2 separate regions of the Homo sapiens genome follow, and region 1 is linked to region 2. Evidence: chromatin loops called from intact Hi-C (ENCODE). Cell type or tissue: ascending aorta. All regions are shown on one strand. Links, peaks and the distances in the headings refer to the core of each region. The heading gives the core; the rest is flanking DNA.

Region 1 (5,391 bases), core at 243-5,242, 240 kb after region 2:
TTTGTTGTTGTTTCTTCATTTTGACCTTTAAGAGCGACACACTCATTTCTTACGTATCTTTTAGGTTTGAAAGTCCTGATAGAGCTACTCAGCCTAAATTATCGGTTTCAGAACTACTGTATAGATCAGAGAGAATGACACAAGAATGCAAAAGGATCCATTTTTCTTTATAACCCCACCTTAGCTGTTATTTTTGTTATATGGGTACTAGCAGAAGAAAAAGAGAAAGAAAGAAAGAAGAAAGAAAGAAAGAAAGAAAGAAAAGAAAGAAAGAAAGAAAGAAAGAAAGAAAGAAAGAAAGAAAGAGAAAGAAAGAGAAAGAAAGGAAGGAGAGAGAGAGAGAAAGAAAAGAAGGAAGGAAGAAGGAAGGAAGAAAGAAAGAAAGAAAGAAAGAAAGAAAAGAAAGAGAAAGAAAAAAGGAAAGAAGGAAAGCGAAAGAGAAAGGAAGAAAGAAGAGAAAGAAAGAGAGAGAAAGAAAGAAAGAAAAGGAAATGCCTCATTTTCAGAAGCCCAGATAAATGGATAGCTTATAGATGCTATCCAGTCTAACAGCTAATTTTGTAAGTGAGAAATCCCAAGAAATGGAATAGCCATTGTCCATTTAAAAACTGGAATGGAAACAGGATGAATTTATGAAACCTAGAGCAGTGTTTCTCAATTTCGTCCCAGGACCACTTTACACTCCTAAATGTAATTCATAACCTCATAAAGCTTCTCTCTGTGTAGGTTATATTTATTGATATTTGCCATTTAAAAAAATGAAAACTAAAAAATTTTCAAACACAAAAATATTCAAGCACATTGTCCATTAGCTCTCAGAGGAATGATGTCACAACACTTTTTTTTTTTTTTAAGACAGGGTCTCACTCTGTGGCCCAGGCTGGAATGCAGTGGCTCAATCATGGCTTTCTGCAACCTTGACCTCCTTGAGCTCAACTGATCCTCTCACCTCAACCTCCTAAGTAGCTGGGACTACAGGCATGCACCACCACCACACCCAGCTAATTTTTATATCTTTTGTAGAGATGGGGTTTTGCCATATTGCCCAGGCTGGTCTTGAACTCCTGGATTCAAGCGATCCACCCACCTTGACCTCTCAAAGTGCTGGGATTACAGGTGTAAGCCACCGTGTCCAGCCTTGCCACACATTATAGAGCCTCTGGAAAACACTGTACACTCGTGAAGGAATAAGAATGAAACAGGAAGTTAAGGTTTTAGTATTATAATGAAAATAGTTTTAACCTCTTGCAATCCTTGAAAATGTCTCAGGGACCCCGGGATGTTCTTGAATCACACTTTAAGAATGTCTGTGGGCCAGGCACGGTGGCTTACCCATGTAATCCCAGCACTTTGAGAAGCCGAGATGGGTGGATCACTTGAGGTCAGGAGTTCAAGACCAGCCTGGCCAACAGGGTGAAACCCCATGTCTAAGAAAAAAAAAAAATAGCTGGGTGTGGTGGTGGGCACCCGTAATCCCAGCTACTCAGGAAGCTGAGGCAGAGAATCACTTGAACCCGGGAGGTGGAGGTTGCAGTGAGCTGAGACCACACCACTGCACTCCAGCCTGGCAACAGAGAAACTCCGTCTCAAAAAAAAAAAAAAGAAAAAAAAAAGAGCTTCTGTACTAGATAAAATAAGAAAGAGGTACAGAGTAACTAATCAGAAATGTAACCATGTACCTAAATTCTTAACAATCAGGGGACAGACCATTTGGAATCCATCCTCCTCCAATACATTTCTGATGATGGACTATAAACAGTGATTTGGGTGTTAAATAGATAATTAAATTTAGAATAAGAACAAAGGACAAGTAGATATTGATGAACAGAAAAAGATGAAAAATAGATTTGGACAGAAACAGAGAGGGAAAAACAGTCGCCAAACATAGCAATTGACAATATGACTATAGCATTTGGAGGACAGGGGAGAGGTGGGGAAGAAATCAAGCATCCCAAATTATTTAAATTGGCCAAGATGGAGTACGAGGGGCTGGATTTATTCTCCTCCCTGAAATAACTTCAAAAAAGACAAAATCTATAAAACAATGGTTTTCAGACATTGGCTATCAGGCACCACAGGACAGTGAATCCCTCAGAGATAGGAAGAATCAAGGTGAGCCCGGCAATTGCCCTAGCATACAGGCCAGAGGATTTCCAGCCTACAGCACAAGGCGGGTAAAATCCAGGCATTACTCAGCCAAGTACCCAAGTTGAAGAGATAGAGGTGGGAGAACAGGGAGGTCAAAGCGGCTACAATTCATAGGACAATGTGCCAGAGAGAAGAGAACTGCATGGAGAATGCTGTGGAGATTTGCAGAGGATTCTCCTTTAGCCTTCAGCTGAGTACTGATCAGTGAGGCTAGGGAAAAATACACCTGAGATAATTAACTGGCGAGATCCCTGGGGCTCACACAAGCCCAGGAATAGTTTGTGCTCTCACCAGCCAGAGAAAAAAATCCTTGTAATTCACTGGGCATGGGATGCAGTACTCAAAAATGTATTGTCCCTGTAGTGGGAGAATATTAGCCCTAGACTAAAGGCTTCTCCGATCCCACTTGATGATATTAAAAACAAGTCTCAAAAAAGATCAGACTGTTTGCAAGTGGCTTAATGGAGCCCCCAGAAAAAAAATTTAAGAATAATTTACAGGAGTATAAAGTGCCCAGCAACAAATAAGGTAAAATTTACTATGGCGGGCATCCAATAAAAAAAATCATCAGGTGTGAATCATGACAGGAGAAAAACCAATAAAAGAAACAGATCGGGAGAGGACACAAATGACAGAATTAGCAGGCAAAGACATCAAAACAGGTATTACAATTATATTTCATATATTGAAGAAGGTAGAGAAAAAATTGAGCATATCAAATATAAATATTCAAGAATATATGTGTGTGTGTGTCTAAAGAAATACTTTTTATAATTTTTGGATTCAATTTTCTAAGATTTTTTTGAGAATTTTTACATCTATGGTCTTGAGAAATATTGGTGTATAGTTTTCCTTTCTTAAAGTGTCTTTATCTGGTTTTGGTGTTAAGGTAATGCTGGCCTCACAGAATGTGTGCACCCTGCTTCTATTTTCTGGGAGAAATTGTGGAGAATTTGTATTATTTCTTTTTTAAATGTTTGGTAGAATTCTTCAGGGAAACCATGGTCCTGGTGCTTTCTTTTTTTTTTTTTTTTTTTTGAGGTAATTAATTATTGATTCAATTTATGTAATAGATATAGGCCTATTCAGGTTCTCTACTTCTCCTTGTGTGAGTTTTGGTGTTTGTGTCTTTCAAGTAATTGGTCCATTTTCTCTAAGTTATCAAAGTTGCCTGCATAGAGCTGTTCATAGTTTTCCTTTATTATACTTTCAATATCCATATGATCAGTAGTGAGGATCTCTCTTACATTTATGATATGTGTAATTTGTCTTTTTTTTCTTGGTGACAGTAACTTCAAATCTCTGAATTGATTTGTATTTGCTTCTATCTAATAAATCATTAGAAAGTTGTTTCTATCATCAAAAAGTTATTTTATTTTAAAAATAATCCTCCTTGGAGTATACATTGGAATGACTTTCTCCAGATGAAATTCCCAGTTCCTCAGACACTAGTTTGCTCCAGGGTAAAGTACATCCACCAACAATGGATTCTGAACTCATTTTTTTCTAAACTACAACAGGTTAAAATTGCGCTTGAGTGAGTACTGTTTGTTAGTAAAATGGCCAGGGCACATTTTTTGAGGCTGTGTCCCGTGAGGTCATTTGTTGGCAGTCTTACTTTCTGTCAGATAAAATTGTGGTGTAAGGAATGCTCCCATACCATGTATCAAGAAGTTTGCAACTGTCCATAAAAACAAACCAAAAGTTACCGGTCTACAAGTTTAGACAATTCAGTACTCCACACACATTGCCGTGACTCTATTCTCAGTGCCTTGGTCTTCTGCAATTCATCATAACAACATGCAAAGAAAATGTAATGTCAGCCGGGCACAGTGGCTCATGCCTGTAATCCCAGCACTTTGGGAGGCCGAGGCAGGTGGATCACCTGAGACCAGGAGTTCGAGACAAACCTGGCCCATATGGTGAAACCCAGTCTCTACTAAAAACACAAAAATTAGCCAGGCATGGTGATGTGCACCTGTAATTCCAGCTGCTTGAGAGGCTGAGGCAGGAGAATCGCTTGAACCCAGGTGGCAGAGGTTGCAGTGAGCCAAGATCACACCATGCACTCCAGCCTGGGCAACATAGTGAGACTGTTTCAAAAAAAAACAAAAAAAAAGGGAAAGAAAATGTAATGTCTTCCAATAGAAAACACTCTGTGCCACTGCCTAATTCCCTTCAGATTTCTCTAGATGCCAGTAAATAATGATTTTATTATGAGTGGGGGTGTTGTTTCCAGAAGTAGTGAAATCTATTTAAACTTAATTGTCCAAATAAAAATGAAATGAATAATTAGGAGATTTATACTCTCTTAAACTTCACAGAGGACAGGGCATGTAAAATATAAAATCACATCATTTTGAGGTTAATTTTAGGACAGTGCAACTAAATTAACACCAGTATTTTGATCTATTCCTAAAACACAGATATTAAAGTTTTGAGCAAATCTGAAATCAGAGAGGTTAAATGATACTTTTGATATCACTCATTCTGTAGTCCTAGGCAAATTTCCCAATTCTCTCTAACCTCAGTTGTATCTGGAATGGGAGTAATAAAAGTCGGTTGTTATAGAATAAGATAATGGATACAATGCATTTTAATTGAGTGCCTGGTACAAGGGCCTAATAAATATTAATGATGATGATAATGCTGCTGACAATGATAATGATCATGATAATGATGATTAGCGGAACATGTTCAGAGGAAAGCAGGAAGCACATTGCCTACCTTACTTTAATGGTGACTTTAAAAAAGCTTTATTGAAGTCTGCTTCCCATACTATAAAATTCACCCATTTAAAGTGCGCATTTCCATGGTTTGAGTATATTTACAGGGTTGTGCATCACTACTAACTTTAGAGTATTTTCATCATCCCCAGAAGAAACCCCTTATTTAATAGCAATCACTTCCCACTCCAATCCCACCCCAGTCCTAAGCAAGCAACCACCACTAATCTATTTTCTTTCTCTATAGACTTGCTATTTATATAAATAGAATCATACAATATGTGGTCTTCTGTAGCTGGCTTCTTTCATTTAGCATTATGCTTTCAAGGTTCACCCATGTGGTAGCGTCAATCAATATTTCATTTATTTTTATTGCCAAATATTTTTCCACTGTATGGATACATATTTTATGTATTCACTCATCCGTTAATGGACATTTGGGTTGTTCCCACTTTCTGGATATTATATGTAATGCTGCTTTAAACATTCATTTGCAAGTTTTTGTGTGGACATATGA
Region 2 (5,391 bases), core at 115-5,114:
AGATTACATTGGAGGGCAGAATTTTCTGGAAGGCCTTTTCAGATTTAGGAACCATGGAAAATCAGTCATTATTTAGTAATCAAGAGAATTAAATGCTTTTATTTTGCTGAGCCTGATCTACCTAGTGAATGTTTTATTTCTCTCCGTGTGTGTATTTCATTTTGCAAATATAAGTATTATTCTGTGTACTGCTTTATTAGTTATAATTCATGTATCATTTTGTAACAGAGAAGTATCTTAAAATTATAATGTTTGCACAAGATTCTCTGTGATGATTGAACCAAGAAGGGATGTAGGAAACAGGTAGGGTGCCTGATGATTTAATATTTCATCTTAAAGACAAAGGAGAATAAAAACAGTCCATTTGTATTTGGCTGCTTTTATGTTACTGGCAAGAACAGTCAGAAGCTCCCCATTTTCAACTGGTGGTTGGGTGTCCAAGGAATTCTTGAGTTTGTTATTTCATATGAAGGATGTGCCAGATAAAAACCCTTAGAGACCGAAAGTTTCCTTGTTTAGTCACAAGACAAACTTGCTCTTTTCTTGTAGCAAACTATATTACTACCCTTTGTCTGACTTGTTGATTTCGAGTTGGAGGGCAGTGTCCATTGGTCCATGTCAGTCACTAGTGCACCTAATAAAAGGCCTAACAGATATTTAGGTTGTCAGTGTTTGCATGCTAGTTGGTTAAGCCATCTGAATTGGATTTGATTGATGACCTCGCTTGCCCTTAAGAAGAGGGTTTGTGACCACAAGCCACAGAAAATGACATGTAAGATCAATTGATGGTTAGTAAGTTAAAAAACATCCCATCACCCATTTTGTGTGAATATTGTATTGCTATGGGTTTTACTTGGGAACATATAAAAAGGTTACCACATACTCCAATATGTGTTTTTCCTACATTTCAGTAACACCTGAATGGAAATCTAACATGAGGACTGTTGAAATTATTTTTTTCAAATGGGGAAGGGAGAAGAAGGTTAATAATTTTCCATACTCAGATTAGAAAGGTCACGACCATATCAGTTCAAAGAAGAGAATGCATGTGCTCATGGCTGGTTACCAGGTGAATTTTGCAAACATTTTATTATATACATAGTTGATTTTTTTTCCTTCCTGGGAAACTTATATCCATGAATCTGGAGTTTTACATTTTGGAGCTACATTTTTTGGTCCCTTCTACCTATATTATTTTTAAAAGATATCTTTATTTTAAAATTGAGCAACTTGAAGTGTATGTGTGTGTGTGTGTGTGTGTGTGTGTGTATACACATACCTGTATTGTAAATAAGAAAGGTGCTTAATAAGTTTGTCTTAAAACTCATGAAAGCTTGGCGTAAAATCTCACACTAATCACTATGGATGAGAATGGCTCTCGTTGAGAAATAAGGGCTGATGGCTTTTTTCTCAATGATCATGTTAAAAATATATTGAGAGCATTGTAGGACTCCAGATGCTTGGGTTGTGGCTCACAATTTTTACAGAATTAATTTCCAAAATTCTTGATTACTCCAGGAGGAAATTTATTCCAAAAGTAAGCTGTGTGCTTCCTTCTTAAATTTAAAAATTAATGCATCAAAGGTGTAATAAAAATCATCTCTTACAATTAGAGGTCCTAAAGAAATGTTTGAATTATTATGGCAATTAGAAGGGTACCTTACTTAAGATTTTGAGAGTTTTGTTGCTAGCAAAGCAGAGAAATAAAAAGTTAATTACTTTTGTAAGGGAAAACTTGGGAATATAGGTATGTCCCTGTACCTTTTCAGATATGTAAACAATATTTAGGTATTTTTACAGAGAATTGAGAAAAAGTACAGGCACTGACACTACTACAACCATAGTAGAAGACACTACTACAAAGATAGTAAAGGACAACTTTCTATGTAGATAAATATCAGTTATTTGGAGTTTATTATCTGAAAATATTTTGATAATTTCTTCCCATTTCTTTCAAGATAAAAATTAAGTTTTAATAGCAGATATCTTGCTTAGAATCAAGTACATTTTAGTGACTTGGCATTTATTCATTATTCGTTTATTTAGTTTATCACTTTTTTTTTTTTTTGAGACAGAATCTCTTTCTGTTGCCCAGGCTGGAGTGCAAGGCATGATCACGGCTCACTGCAATCTCCGCCTCCCAGGTTCAAGCAATTTTCATGCCTCAGCCTCCCGAGTAGCTGGGATTACAGGCATGCGCCACCACATCCAGATAATTTTGTATTTTTAGTAGAGACGGGGGTTTCACCATGTTGGTCAAGCTGGTCTTGAACTCCTGACCTCAAGTGATCCACCTACCTCAGCCTCCCAAAGTGCCAGGATTACAGGCATGAGCCACCGTGCCTGGCCCTTGCTTGTAGACTTTCATTCTCTGGTTCCATACTCCACAATATTATCAGCCCTATCTCTCAAAAATAGCATTGGTTATATTATAGCATCAATTAATTACATTGACATAAAATTAAAATGTCTCTACTTGTCACTTCTTGTAATATTACCTAATTTTGTTTTTCTCTAATTTTTCATAATTTATACACCTAATTTATTACCTTTCACGGGCTCATGTGTTTCCTATTTAAAGTCTGAAATGTGGCCAGGTGCAGTGGCTCATGCCTGTAATCCCAACACTTTGGGAGGCTGAGTTGGGAGGATCACTTGAAGCCAGGAGTTCAAGACCATCCTGGGCAACATGGTGAAACCCCATCTCTACCAAAAAATATGAAAATTACCAAGTGTTGTGGCGCACGCCTATAGTTCCAGCTACTTGGGAGGCTGAGGTGGGAGGATTGCTTGAGCCCTGGGAGGCAGAGGCTGCAGTGAGCAGAGATCGCGCCACTCCACTCCAGCCTGGGTGACAGAGTAAGACCTTGTCTAAAAAAAAAAAAAAAAAAGAAGTCTGAAATGTAAGTCATTTGTATCTGTTCAAATGATATAAGGTGGTATCAAGCATTCTTACACATGATGGTGGTCTTAGAAAATCATTTAGAGGATGCTAGGAGAAAAATTGAGCTGCCATCTGGAGAGGCTGCTGGATTGGCGACTCCCTCCTATCATTGGTTTACTCTCTCCAGGTGCCTTACTAAAGAGAATCAACAAAGAGAGAAGGACTTTGCTCAGTACCTTCTGCCTTAGAGGCCTGTCTGGTCATCTGCTGCCAGCTCTTTCCAGGGAGAGATGAGGAGCAGCAGGCCTGTGCTCTCAAGCCCTCAGGGAATGCACTGCCTCCAGTGGGACAGAGTGGAGCTGTTGCTTGTGTCATTGCTGCAGCACATTATTTGAAACTGACCTCAAGACTTGGATTTGCTCAGTTTATTTTTAGAAGTAATGACAGTATAGCACTTTGAGGCCTGAATGTTATTTCTAGACAAGAGTAATACTGTTTTTCTGAGAAGTAGAATTTCAGGATTTCAAATGGATTTTTTGGTAAATATTTCTGAAGCTTTTCCAGTAACTGAGACTTTCTGGGCAGAAAGGCAAGATGGGACATAGTGTGCATCCTCTGTTCTTGCTGACCTCAGTATCTCAGAGTGTGACTAGACGCTGTTACCGAGCAGCTGCATAGTCATCTTCTTCCCTTGTTCTGAGCAAGTCCTCTGTTACACAAAGAAGAAAAAAGCAATCATTCTTTTCAGTCATTTACCTTCCAACTTACTAAATTTGAAATTATAATTATACATACAGTACATACAAGGTTGTCTGTAGGGAGTATATTTGTTTTTATGTCTTATATTCTGGCATGTATATGAGTTTGCCTAAGAGATTTGGAGATACATACACATGCATACATACATGTGTCTGACTTTTTATGTAAATATATTTTGTATGACGTGTTAATTTATATGATACATGGCTATCCAATGTGGTTATCTCTACAAAGAAATGTACTCACAGATGCATTTAATTTTTACAGATACAATTTTCATTAGCTTTCTAACTGAAGTCCCTGCCTGTAGACTTTCATTCTCTGGTTCCATTGTGTACTCCACAGTGTCATCAACCCTGATTTTCAAAAACAGCATTCATAGCCAGCAGTTTTGTCTTGCTTCCTATATGCCAGGCACTGTTCTAACTTTTTATATATAAATCTCTCAACAATTCCATGAGGTAGGTGCTGTTAACATCCTCATTTTACAAAAGAAGAAACTGAGGTACAGAGAGGTCAAAAAGCTCACTCTAGGTCAGAAACAATCCTAAGTGGTAAAGTCAGTCTGAACCCAGGCAGTCTAACTCTAAAATCTATACTCTTAACTACTATATTGTGTTGCACACAGAATCTGGTTCCTCGTGCCTCTGATCAAAACCGATATTTCCTGCAGCAGAAAATCTTAACATATTAGCACAGGATTAATTTGTTAGCTTTTTATGTTTTTCCCTGCTCACATTTGAGGTTGTTATCCACAGACAAGTATATCAAACTATTGCTGTTCTCCAAACCTTCCAGATAGTTTTCTGACTCTGTGATGTTAATCATGCTATTCCTTTTATCTGAAATTTACTTCATCTTTTTCTACCCAGAAAACGCCTATTTATTCTTCAAAGCCCATATCAGCCTTCACAACTCTTTTATGCATTGTTGTAAAATTGTATTTTCTCTCATCTGTGTTTCCGTAGCACTTAATAAGTAACTCCGGTTTTGGTGCTTCTTTCATTGTATGGTGGTGTTTATTTGCCCTTAAGTGTCATGTGCTCTTCATTGGGAGTACCATCTCCCCTCTGCTGATTTCATTCAACTGTCTAGTAACCAGATTCACCTCTCAGCCATGTTCCTGTATCATCAGTGCTGCTCTGCGGTGCCCTGTCTGGTTTTCAGTCACAGTTTCCTGTGCAGGTGGTGGAGGATTTTGAAATGCTTGAAACTGAACCATTACACCCACTTGAGATAGTTTCTTTTGTCTGTGTATGATAGGAGGTGGGTGGGGAAAAATAAGTGCACACAGCCTATTACCTGGAGTTGAGATCACCAATTAAATGTCATGAATAGGGTAAGATAACACATATTAGTTGTGTTTAAAATATTTTGCTCCTTAGATTTTTATTCACTCTTCACTTTAATTTAGAAAGGCAGTTTTCAGATGTTGGATGAGCATTGACTAATTTCCAAATACCTTTTTATTTGTTTTCTGCATTATAGATCATGTGACTCAAATGTATTTAGGGTAGCTAGCAGATGATTGAACATGATGAAACTATGAGTCTTTTATTTATCTAAGTAAAGCAGTGAATGCAGATGGGTTTATTATAGTCATAGGGCCCCATGTACTTTAGTCCTTATTTCATCCAGCAAAACTTCGATGACTAATTTTGACTTCAATTGAGGAATATTTTATTTAAAACATTTGCTTAGAATAATAGTCATTGTAAAGGAACACTTTTCATGTGTTTACTGAACCA

What was found. A loop is a pair of places that touch in the nucleus more often than their neighbours do. Peaks named below come from ENCODE experiments on the same cell type or tissue, not always from the same donor. Only the 100,000 strongest peaks of a DNase experiment are listed, where the experiment ranks them.
Region 1: it touches region 2 in a loop (6-fold over the local background); 3 of 110 quality-filtered maps call a loop at or near these places.

Annotation. Positions count from the first base shown.
Region 1 is chr4:113,438,930-113,444,320 of GRCh38, reverse strand. No RefSeq gene overlaps it. Among named protein-coding and RNA genes, the nearest start is that of MIR8082, 290 kb to the right of the region's middle. In ascending aorta, for the core only: no CTCF peak of the experiment used is centred there; no DNase peak of the experiment used is centred there; H3K27ac peaks cover 8 bases.
Region 2 is chr4:113,682,740-113,688,130 of GRCh38, reverse strand. All of the region lies in intron 2 of CAMK2D (calcium/calmodulin dependent protein kinase II delta), which reads left to right. Among named protein-coding and RNA genes, the nearest start is that of CAMK2D, 76 kb to the left of the region's middle. In ascending aorta, for the core only: a CTCF peak has its summit at 3,225; DNase peaks (open chromatin) are centred at 3,210 and 3,539; H3K27ac peaks cover 4,230 bases.